2 separate regions of the Homo sapiens genome follow, and region 2 is linked to region 1. The links are chromatin contacts, found by Hi-C or POLR2A ChIA-PET in ENCODE. All regions are on one chromosome and are shown on one strand. The core of a region is the stretch at or near the end of the contact, and the rest is flanking DNA. Distances in the headings are between cores, read along the strand shown.

The links. A loop is a pair of places that touch in the nucleus more often than their neighbours do. ChIA-PET counts read pairs that join two places held with the same protein, here RNA polymerase II (POLR2A). Pooled maps may share reads with other maps.
Region 2: a loop to region 1 is called in a pooled map, with 2.7 times the contacts of the local background. The contact joins the promoter of TNFSF9 here to the promoter of EBI3 in region 1. A Hi-C loop is called at or near these places in 1 of 50 pooled maps. POLR2A ChIA-PET finds 5 or more read pairs at or near these places in 2 of 52 experiments (GM12878 and activated B cell).

What each region holds. Positions count from the first base shown.
Region 1 is chr19:4,226,865-4,232,074 of GRCh38, forward strand. EBI3 (Epstein-Barr virus induced 3) reads left to right here and starts at 2,659. Exons shown (of 5, transcript NM_005755.3): 1 at 2,659-2,753; 2 at 4,327-4,459. The coding sequence starts at 2,687. RefSeq lists enhancers at 2,879-2,968, 3,932-4,433.
Region 2 is chr19:6,528,315-6,533,524 of GRCh38, forward strand. It overlaps TNFSF9 (TNF superfamily member 9), which reads left to right and starts at 2,712. Exons shown (of 3, transcript NM_003811.4): 1 at 2,712-2,989; 2 at 4,472-4,502. The coding sequence starts at 2,723. RefSeq lists enhancers at 360-619, 3,390-3,489, 4,091-4,591, 4,592-5,092 and silencers at 2,540-2,769, 2,910-2,979.

The DNA of each region.
Region 1 (5,210 bases), core at 1,409-3,908:
CTGCCACCACGCCCGGCTAATTTTTTTGCATTTTTAGTGGAGACGGGGTTTCACCATGTCAGCCAGGATGGTCTTGATCTCCTGACCTTGTGATCCGCCCGCCTCGGCCTCCCAGAGTGCTGGGATTACAGGTGTGAGCCCCCACGCTCAGCCTTTTTTTTTTTTTTTTTTTTTGACACAGAGTCTCACTCTATCTCCCAGGCTGGAGTGCAGTGGCGTGACCTCGGCTCACTGCAACCTCCTCTCACTGCAACCTCCGCCTCCCAGGTTTAAGCGATTCTCCCACCTCAGCGTCCCAAGTAGCTGGGATTACAGGTGCGCACCACAACGCCCAGCTAATTCTTGTATTTTTAGTAGAGACGGGGTTTCACCATATTGGCCAGGCTGGTCTCGAACTTCTGACCTTGTGACCCGCCCGCCTCAGCCTCCCAAAGTGCTGGGATTAGAGGCGTGAGCCACCACACCCGGCCCTCTGTCGTCTTCTCTTATCTCTCTGTCTCTCTTTCTGTGTCTGTCATCTCCCCGTATCTCTATTTCTGTCTTCCTGTCTTCTTTCTGTCTCTCTTTTGTCTCTCTTTCTCCATCTCTGTCATTGCCCCATCAGTCTTTTTGTTGTTGTTGTTGTTCTTTTTGAGATGGAGTCTCACTCTGTCACCCAGGCTGGAGTGCAGTGGTGTAATCTTGGTTCACTGCAACCTCTGCCTCCCAGGTTTAAGTGATTCTCCTTCCTCAGCCTCCAGAGTAGCTGGGATTACAGGTGCCTGCCACCACGCCCAGCTAATTTTTGTATTTTTAGTAGAGACAGGGTTTCACCATTTTGGTCAGGCTGGTCTCGAACTCCCAACCTCAGGTGATCCATCTGCCTTGGCCTCCCAAGGTGCTGGGATTACAGCCGTGAGCCACCGTGCCCCACCATCTCTCTATCTCTGTCTATCCTACTCTCTCATCTCTGTCTCTCTGTCTCTGTCTCTCATCTTCCCATCTGTGTCTCTCTTTCTCTGTCTTCCTCCCTTATCTCTGTCTCTGTGTCTCTCTCATTTCCCTATCTCTGTCTTCCTCTCTTATCTCTGTCCCTCTGTCTCTCTTCCTCTGTCTGTCTGCTCTCTGTGTTTCTCTTTCTGTTTCCATCATCTCCCTGTCTCTCTCTGTCTCTGTGTCCTCCTCCTCTCATCTCTGTCTCTGTCTCTCTCATTCCCCTGTCTCTCTCTGTCTCTATCATCTCCCTATCTATCTCTGTGTCCTCCTCCTCTCATCTCTGTCTCTCTCTGTGTTTCTGTCTCTGTCATCCCCCTTTCTCTGTCTCTGTCATCTCCCTGTCTCTCTATCTCTGTGTCCTCCTCCTCTCGTCTCTGTCTCTCTGCCTCTCTCATCTGTATCTCTCTCTGTCTCTGTCATCTCCCTGTCTCTGTCTCTCTCTATCTCTGTGTCCTCCTCTCATTTGTCTCTCTGCCTCTCTCATCTGTATCTCTGTCACTTTCTCTGTCATCTCCCTGTCTCTCTATCCCTCTATCTCTGTGTCCTCCTCTCATCTGTCTCTCTGCCTCTCTCATCTGTAGCTCTCTCTGTCTCTGTCATCTCCCTGTCTCTCTATCCCTCTATCTCTGTGTCCTCCTCTCATCTGTCTCTCTGACTCTCTCATCTTTGTCTCTGTCTCTGTCTCTGTCATCTCCCTGTCTATCTCCGTGTCCTCCTCCTCTCATCTCTGCCTTTCTCATCTCTGTGTCTCTCTCTGTGTTTCTGTCTCTGTCATGCCCCTTTCTCTGTCTGTCATCTCCCTGTCTCTATCTATCTCTGTGTCCTCCTCCTCTCATCTCTGTCTCTCTCATCTGTATCTCTCTCTGTCTCTGTCGTCTCCCTGTCTCTCTATCTCTTTGTCCTCTTCCTCTTGTCTTTCTCTCTGCCTCTCTCATCTGTGTCTCTCTCTGTCTCTGTCTCTGTCATCTCCCTGTCTCTGTCTCTCTCTCTCTGTGTCCTCCTCCTCTCGTCTCTTTCTCTCTGCCTCTTTCATCTGTGTCTCTGTGTCTCTCTGTCATCTCCCTGTCTATCTCTGTGTCCTCCTCCTCTCGTCTCTGTCTCTCTGCCTCTTTCATCTGTGTCTCTCTGTCTCTGTCTCTGTCATCTCCCTGTCTCTGTATCCCTCTATCTCTGTGTCCTCCTCTTCTTGTCTCTGTCTCTCTGCCTCTCTCATCTGTGTCTCTCTCTGTGTCTCTGTCTCTGTCATCTCCCTGTCTCTCTGTGTCTTCCTTCTGTCTTCTCTGTCTCTCTGCCTCTCTCCCCCATCTCTGCCTCTGTCTCCCTCCATGTCCCTGAGCCCCTGCCTGCCTGCCTGGGGTTTCCCCCGCTTCAGGGCAGCGGAAGGAAGGCCAGCAGGACATGCTGTGCTGGGAAAAGCCAGCAGGTCTCCACTTCTCCCTTTCACAGCCTCCTCCCCCGCCCCCACCCTCGGGGCCTTCCGAGCAGGGGTGGCCTGTGCTCCCCAGGGGGCTGGGGCTCCTCCACACCCTAATTCATCTCCCTAGCGGCCCCACGAGCCCCACCAGTGAGTCAGACCTGAAGGAAGTCGGGGAGGGGGCGGGCCTTGACCCTGGGCTGGGCTTTCCCCTGGGCAGGTCCCAAGTCCTCACCTCCCCTCTCAAGTCTCCCACGACGTTCCCACCCACTCCTGAGAGCAGAGCTGGCCGCAGCCATGACCCCGCAGCTTCTCCTGGCCCTTGTCCTCTGGGCCAGCTGCCCGCCCTGCAGTGGAAGGAAAGGTATGTGGGGCCCCTGGGGGACTGGGGGGCCCAGGCAGACGGACATGACACGAGGACTGGCCTCGGATCATGTCTGGGGTGGGAAATCACATCCTCCCGTGCCCAATGGTGGGATGGGGTTACCCTCCCATTGTACAGATGGAGGAACTGAGGCACAGAGAGGCAGAGTGCCACATTGGGGGTGGAAGGATGTCACCTTGTGGGTGATAGGGACTGGCAGTCACAGCTCAGAGGTATCCATAGAGCTACACAGACATAGCTACACAGACATGCGAATTTGAGTCACACTCATTCCTTTGGTTTCTTTTTGGTTTTGTTTTTTGAGACAGAGTCTCACTCTGTCGCCCAGGCTGGAGTACAGTGGCACCATCTCAGCTCACTGAAACCTCCATCTCCTGGGTTCAAGCGAGATTCTCCTCCCTCAGCCTCCCGAGTAGTTGGGATTACAGGTGCCCGCCACCATGCCCGGCTACTTTTTATATTTTTAGTAGAGATAGGGTTTTACCATGTTGGCCAGGGTGGTCTTGAACTCCTGACCTCAGGTGATCCACCCACCTCGGGCTCCCAAAGTGCTGGGATGACAGATGTGAGCCACCGCGCCCGGCCGACATTCATTCATTTTGCACTAGAGAACATCTCCATGTCCTTGAAGACAAAATGGTTACAGCAGGGCATGGTGGCTCATGCCTGTAATTCCAGCACTTTGGGAGGCCAGGGCGTGAGGATCGTGAGGCCAGGAATTCGAGACCAGCCTGGGCAACATAGTGAAACCGGACCCCACCAATCTGTACAAAAAATTAAAAAATTAGCTAGATGTGGTGGCACGTGCCTGTAGTCCCAGCTACTTGGGAGGCTGAGGTGGGAGGATAATTTGAGCCCAGGAATTGGAGGCTGCAGTGAGCTATGATTGTGCCACTGCATTCCAGCCTAGGTGACAGAGTGGGATACCTTGTCTCAAAATAATAATAATAATAATAATTTATAGGCTGGGTTTGGTGGCTCACGCCTGTAATTCCAGCACTTTGGGAGGCCAAGGCAGGTGGATCACCTGAGGTCAGGAGTTTGAGACCAGCCTGGCCAACATGGTGAAACTCCCTCTCTACTAAAAATACAAAAATTAGCCAAGCGTGGCAGTACATGCCTGTAATCCCAGCTACTCGGGAGGCTAAGAATCGCTTGAACCCGGGAGGCGGGGGTGGCAGTGAGCCGAGATCTCGCCACTGCACTCCAGCCTAGGCGACAGAGGGAGACTCCCTCTTTAAAAAAAAAAAACAATTACAAAAGAGAGAACACGGTAAAATCTCTCTCTCTTACCCGAGTTCCTCTCTGTAGATGCTTAAACCTCAGCTTCCCTATCTGGAAAATGGGCTAGTAGTCCTCACCTAGATGGATTGCAGTGGGGATAAAAGATGACAGATGACTTTTGTCCATGTACCTATTTATTCCGAAAGCCTTTATTAGGCACCTACCATGTACCTGGTGCTGGCTGGCAACGTGGCAGGAGCCCAGCGCACGGGAGGGCTATGACAATCTGGGGGTAAACCAGAAGCTCACTCTTTCTGTCTTCCTCCAGGGCCCCCAGCAGCTCTGACACTGCCCCGGGTGCAATGCCGAGCCTCTCGGTACCCGATCGCCGTGGATTGCTCCTGGACCCTGCCGCCTGCTCCAAACTCCACCAGCCCCGTGTCCTTCATTGCCACGTACAGGTCGGAGAGCCTGGAAGGGGGCCTCAGGGACACTGGACTTCCTGGAGAGCCCAGAACTCTGGCCCTGAGAGCCCTGGGGTCAGGAAAACTGGAGACCCCGACATCCTGAACCCCAGGCCTATGGAATTCTAGGGCGGCCCCGTCCAATAGAAATATACTTTCTGGGCCAGGCACAGTGGTGCATGCCTGTAATCCCAGCGCTTTGGGAGGCCGAGGTGGGCAGATTGCTTGAGGTCAGGAGTTTGAGACCAGCTTGGGCAACGTAGTGAGACACTGTCTCTACGAAAAATTTTAAAAATTGGTCAGGTGCAGTGGCTCATGCCTGTAATCCCAGCTACTCCGGAGGCTGAGGCAGGAGAATAGCTTGAACCCAGGAGGCGGAGGTTGCAGTGAGCCAAGATGGCACCATTGCACTCCAGCCTGGGCAACAGAGCAAGACTCCATCTCAAAAAAAAAAAAAAAAAACTACTTCCTGGGTTGGGCACAGTGGCACATGCCTGTAATCCCAGTACTTTGGGAGGCTGATGTGGGAGGATCACTTGAGGTCAGGAGTTTGAGTCCAGCTTGGGCAAAATAGTGAGACCCTGTCTCTAAAAACAATTTTTAAAATTAGCTGGGCATGGCCAGGCGCGGTGGCTCACGCCTGTAATCCCAGCACTTTGGGAGGCCGAGGTGGGCGGATCACAAGGTCAGGAGATGGAGACCACCCTGGCGAACACGGTGAAACCCTGTCTTTACTAAAAATGCAAAA
Region 2 (5,210 bases), core at 1,462-3,961, 2.3 Mb after region 1:
GGAAGTGTTTAGCATTTGGTAATGCTCCTTCAACACTAGCCAGTAACATTACTGTTTTCTCTGCAATCCCCCAGGGAGGCCCAATACAGGATCAGACACAGTGCTGACCTGGAAGATACTTGTTCTGTTGAATGAGAAGTCTACCTTATGACTGGGCACGGTAACGCATGACTGGCATCACAGTGCTGAGAGGCCAAGACAGGAGCATTGCTTGAGTCCAGGAGTTTGAGACCAGCTGAGCAACATAGCAAGACCCTGTCTCTATAAAAAGTAAAAAATTAAAAAAAAAAATTGGTAGGCATGGTGGTATGTGCCTGTAGTTCCAGCTATTCAGGAGTCTAAGACAGGAGGATGGCTTGAACCCAGGATTGGAGGCTGCAGTGGGCTATGATCGTGCCACTGCACTCCAGCTTGGGCGACAGAGCAAGACCTTGTATCTGAAAGCAAAACAAAAGTCCCTTTATTTTATGGGCTGTTGACTTCTGCTAGCAGAGGGATGAAAGGCGTGGTCTACCCTCCCATCTCCCATGGGGCTGGGAGATGGGAAGGGAGTTGGCCATTGTGGACCCACACTGGTCTGGGCAGACCAGGACTTCAACACCAGCCAAGGGCTTTCCCCGGGTCACGTCCCTCTCCATCTGGGAGTGCTTCCTCTTTTGGGGCCAAGTTTTCACCGCTTCTTGGCCCATCCTCCCAGCCCCGGATTGGCCGCCTCCAGCAGGCCAGAGCAGATGGGAAATGTGTTTCCTCCAACTCGCTCAACACTGTCCCTTTCTTGCAAGGGGAATTTCTCCACCTGGACTCTCCGAGCTTCTGCTTGTAGGGTCCCGAGGGGCTCCTGCCGGGAACCATCCAGTGGGTGGGTGGGGGCAGGCCAGGGAAGGCCCAGGGGTCCCGGGGAAGGTGGCCAGGAGGGCTGAGCATGACACTCAGGGTTCCACTGGGGGGTTGGGGATCAGGGGGCAGATGCTCCAGGAGTGAGGGTGGTTGAGGCTTGGCTGAAGCCTGACCCTTCTTAGGAAGTGCTGGATGTGGGGGAACCCGGGGGAGTCCTAGTGATGGGGGGCTAGGGGGTGCTGAGAGGAGGGGAAGGAGACAAAGAGAGACTAAAGAAGGAAAAGGAGAGAGACAGGGAGAGACAGAGAGTCAGAGAGAGACAGAGGGAATCAGAGACAGAGAGAAACAGGGAGAGAGACAGAAAGAGTGAGAGCCAGAGACATACAGAGACAGGGAGAGACACAGAGATGCATAAAGAGAGGGAGTCAGAGATGGAGAGAGACAGAGATAACGGAGCCAGAGATAGGGAGAGTCAGAGACAGAGAGAAAGAAACACACAGACTGACACAGATAAAAGAGCCAGAGACAGGGAGAGGCAGAGACAAAGAGAGATACAGAGACAGAGATAACAGAGCCAGAGACAGAGAGACAGAGACAGAGATAACAGAGCCAGAGACAGGGAGAGAGTGTCAGAGACAGAGACAGACACAGAGATAACAGAGCCAGAGATAGGGAGAGTCAGAGACAGAGAGAAAGAGACACAAGACAGACATAGATAAAAGAGCCAGAGACAGGGAGAGGCAGAGACAAAGAGAGATACAGAGACAGAGATAGCAGAGCCAGAGACAGGGAGAGAGTGTCAGAGACAGAGAGACAGACACAGAGATAACAGAGCCAGAGATAGGGAGAGTCAGAGACAGAGAGAAAGAGACAGACAGACATAGATAAAAGAGCCAGAGACAGGGAGAGAGACACAGAGACAGAGACATAGAGACAGAGATAACAGAGCCAGAGACAGAGTCAGAGACAGAGACAGAGAGAGCCAGACACAGAGACAGAGAGAGAGAGTCACAGCCAGAGACAGCGACAGAGATAACAGAAGCAGAGAGAGGGAGAAAGATAACAGAGCCAGAGACAGTCAGAGACAGAGATAGAGAGACAGAGATAACAGAGCCAGAGACAGATACAGAGACAGAGATAACGGAGCCAGAGATAGGGAGAGAGAGTCAGAGACAGAGAGAGATATATAGACAGAGATAACAGAGCCAGACATGGGGAGAGAGAGTCAGAGGCAGAGAGAGAGAAGACAGATAGAGAGACAGAGCCAGTGATAACAGAGCCAGAGACAGGGAGAGAGAGTCAGAGAGAGATACAATGAGAGACAGAGATAACAGCCAGAGACAGAGTTAGACAGAGAGATACAGAGACAGAGATAACAGAGCCAGAGACAGGGAGAGAGAATTAGAGACAGAGATAGAGAGAGACAGAGACAGAGATAATACAGGCACAGAGGCACGCATAGACATAAATTGGCAGAGAGAGAGAAAGATCTCTTTCCACCCACTGCAGAGGCAATCAACAGAGACAGAGAAAGACGTTAACGGGGAGACACAGAGAGCAAAGGAGACTGAGTCAGCAAGAGACCCACAGAGATACCGGGAAAGAGCGGCAGAGAGGGAGAACCAGGGCGATGGAGAGACAGCAGGGAGAAAGGAACCTGGAGCCGAGCTTGGAAGGCCGGAAACGGAAAGGAGAGCGAAAAGCGGAGAGAGATCCGAGTGGAGAAAATTCCGCAGAGTCACGGGGACGAGGGGAAAGGCTCTGGGCTGGGAAGGGGCGTGGCCGCGGGCGGAGGGGCGTGGCCGCGGGCGGAGGGGCGTGGCCTCCTTTTGTAGCCAAGCAGCTATAAAAAGCGGCGCGCTGTGTCTTCCCGCAGTCTCTCGTCATGGAATACGCCTCTGACGCTTCACTGGACCCCGAAGCCCCGTGGCCTCCCGCGCCCCGCGCTCGCGCCTGCCGCGTACTGCCTTGGGCCCTGGTCGCGGGGCTGCTGCTGCTGCTGCTGCTCGCTGCCGCCTGCGCCGTCTTCCTCGCCTGCCCCTGGGCCGTGTCCGGGGCTCGCGCCTCGCCCGGCTCCGCGGCCAGCCCGAGACTCCGCGAGGGTCCCGAGCTTTCGCCCGACGATCCCGCCGGCCTCTTGGACCTGCGGCAGGTGAGACGTGCCCCGACCCTCGGTAGCTGGTCTCGCGGGAGACCCCTACCGCCCCTCTGGGACTCCCTTCTCCCTCCCGCACCCCCAGGGACACCTGTTCTACACTCCCGGCCGGGGAGAGGAGACCCACCGGGGCTCCCATTCTCCATCTAGCACCGAGGCCGGGGGGGCACACCTTTCATCCCGCACCCCTACGACACCTCATCTGTACCCCAGGCCGGGGGCGGGGAGGAGACCGCCCAACAGTTCTTTTTGGACCCCCCAAGGGTCTCCTTCTTCTAGTCCGGGGGGCACCCCTTTCATCCTGCGCCCGCTACGAGACCCTATCTGTATCCCGGGAGGGGGAGAGGAGACCCCCACAAGTTCTTTTTGGACCTCCAAGGGCTCTCCTTCTCCGTCTTGCACGGGAGGGCACCCCTTTCATTCCGCATCCCGAGACCCCATCAGCACCCCAGGCCAGGAGGAGGAGACCCCCACAGTCCTCAACCCCTCAGGGATACGTCTTCTGCACCCCGGGTCGGAGAAAGGCTGGCTTCCCTCCATGTGGCAGTGGGTGGGGGCACCCCTCTTCATTCCGCATTCCCAAGGCACCCCATCTGCACCCTGGACGGGGGACCCTCCGCGGTTCTCCAACCCTCGACGGCTTCCTTTCTCTATGTAGGACTTAGGACATTGAGGGCACCTCTTTTTACCCCGCACCCCCACAAGCTCTGCATCTCTGGGGGGAACCTTTTTTCCATCCCCGATCCGAGGGGGGCACTTCCTCTTTATCTGGGACCGCCAAGGAGACCCCCAGTTCCTTTGCTAACTCCCAAAGAGCCTTATCCCCAACATCTGAGGTACCCCTCTCCCTTTCAAGACCCCCAGGGGAATACCCCCAAGGGGGCTGGAAAGAAGAGGGATCGCTTTTCCCTCCTGAATTCTTGGAGATCTGTCCTTGGGGCAGGTTGAGCCACCAGCTTCGTGTGTGTGTGTGTGTGTGTGTGTGTGTGTGTTCGTGTTTGTGTGGGTGTTTGTGTTCGTGTGTGTGTGTTCGTGTGGGGGTGCGTATGTGTGTGTGTTCGTGGGTGTGTTTGTGTTCGTGTGGGTGTGTGTTCGTGTGGGTGTTTGTGTTTGTTCGTTCGTGTGGGTGTTTGTGTTCATGTGGGTGTGTTTGGATATTTGTGTTCGTGTGTGTCTGTGTGTGTTCGTGTGGGTGTTTGTGTGTGTTTGTGTTTGCGTTCGTGTGTGTGTTCGTGTTTGTTCGTGTGTCTGTGTGTTAATGTGGGTGTTCGTGTGTGTGTTCGTTTGTGTTTGTGTTCGTGTGTTTGTGTGTTTGTGTGTGTGTGTGTGCGGTCTCTGTTCTTTAGTTGGGAGGGAAGGGAAGCGTAGGCTTCAGGTCGGCACAGACTCTGGGGACCCTGACAGCTGAAGTGAGTGGGGACAGAACCTCCATTTTCTAGGGGAACCCCCATCCACTTTCCTCCTTTCTACTTTTAACAGGGCATGTTTGCGCAGCTGGTGGCCCAAAATGGTAAGTATCCTCCGCCACTTCCGGTCCCTGGCCCCCCACCATCCCCACCCCGGGATACGAAGAAGGGGGAACCTGGAGAGTGAGGCTCTGCCGCACACTGGCTTTGACCCTTGACCGCTGCTGTCTCTGAAAGCTGCTACTTCCCCTCTTTGAACGCCACCGATCCCTCTTTCTGACTTGCTCTGACTCTCTGGATGCCATGGCCTCCCCATCAGACCCCCATCTGGGCCCACCTGGGACCCCTGCCCTCTCAGAGCTGGGGCTTGACACCCCCAACCCCCAGCCTGGTTTTGTGTCTCTGGCCTCCTTCTTTTCGAAACCCTCTTCCCCGCTGCTTTTCTTCCCTCTTTCCTGCCCCTTCCCCACTCTCCCAGCCTCTCTTCCCTACCTCTTCCCCTCGCCCAGAGCCTCCTCCTTACTCCCATTCTCTTCCCCATCCCCAGGCCCTCCTCCTGTCCCCTTCCCTCCCCCTAGACCCTCCTCCCTGCCCCTTCCCCAAACCCTCCCCAGCCCCATGCTCTCCCAGTTTCCAAGACACTCCTCCCAGCACCTTCCCTCCCCGTCCAGAGACTTCTTCCCCGCTCGAGACCTCTTCCCCCTTCCCCTCCCAGAGACCCCCTTCCCCCTTCCCCTCTCCATCTAGAGATCACTTCCCCCTTTCCCCTCCCCCTCCAGAAACCCCTTCCCCCTTCCCTCTCCCCTCCAGAG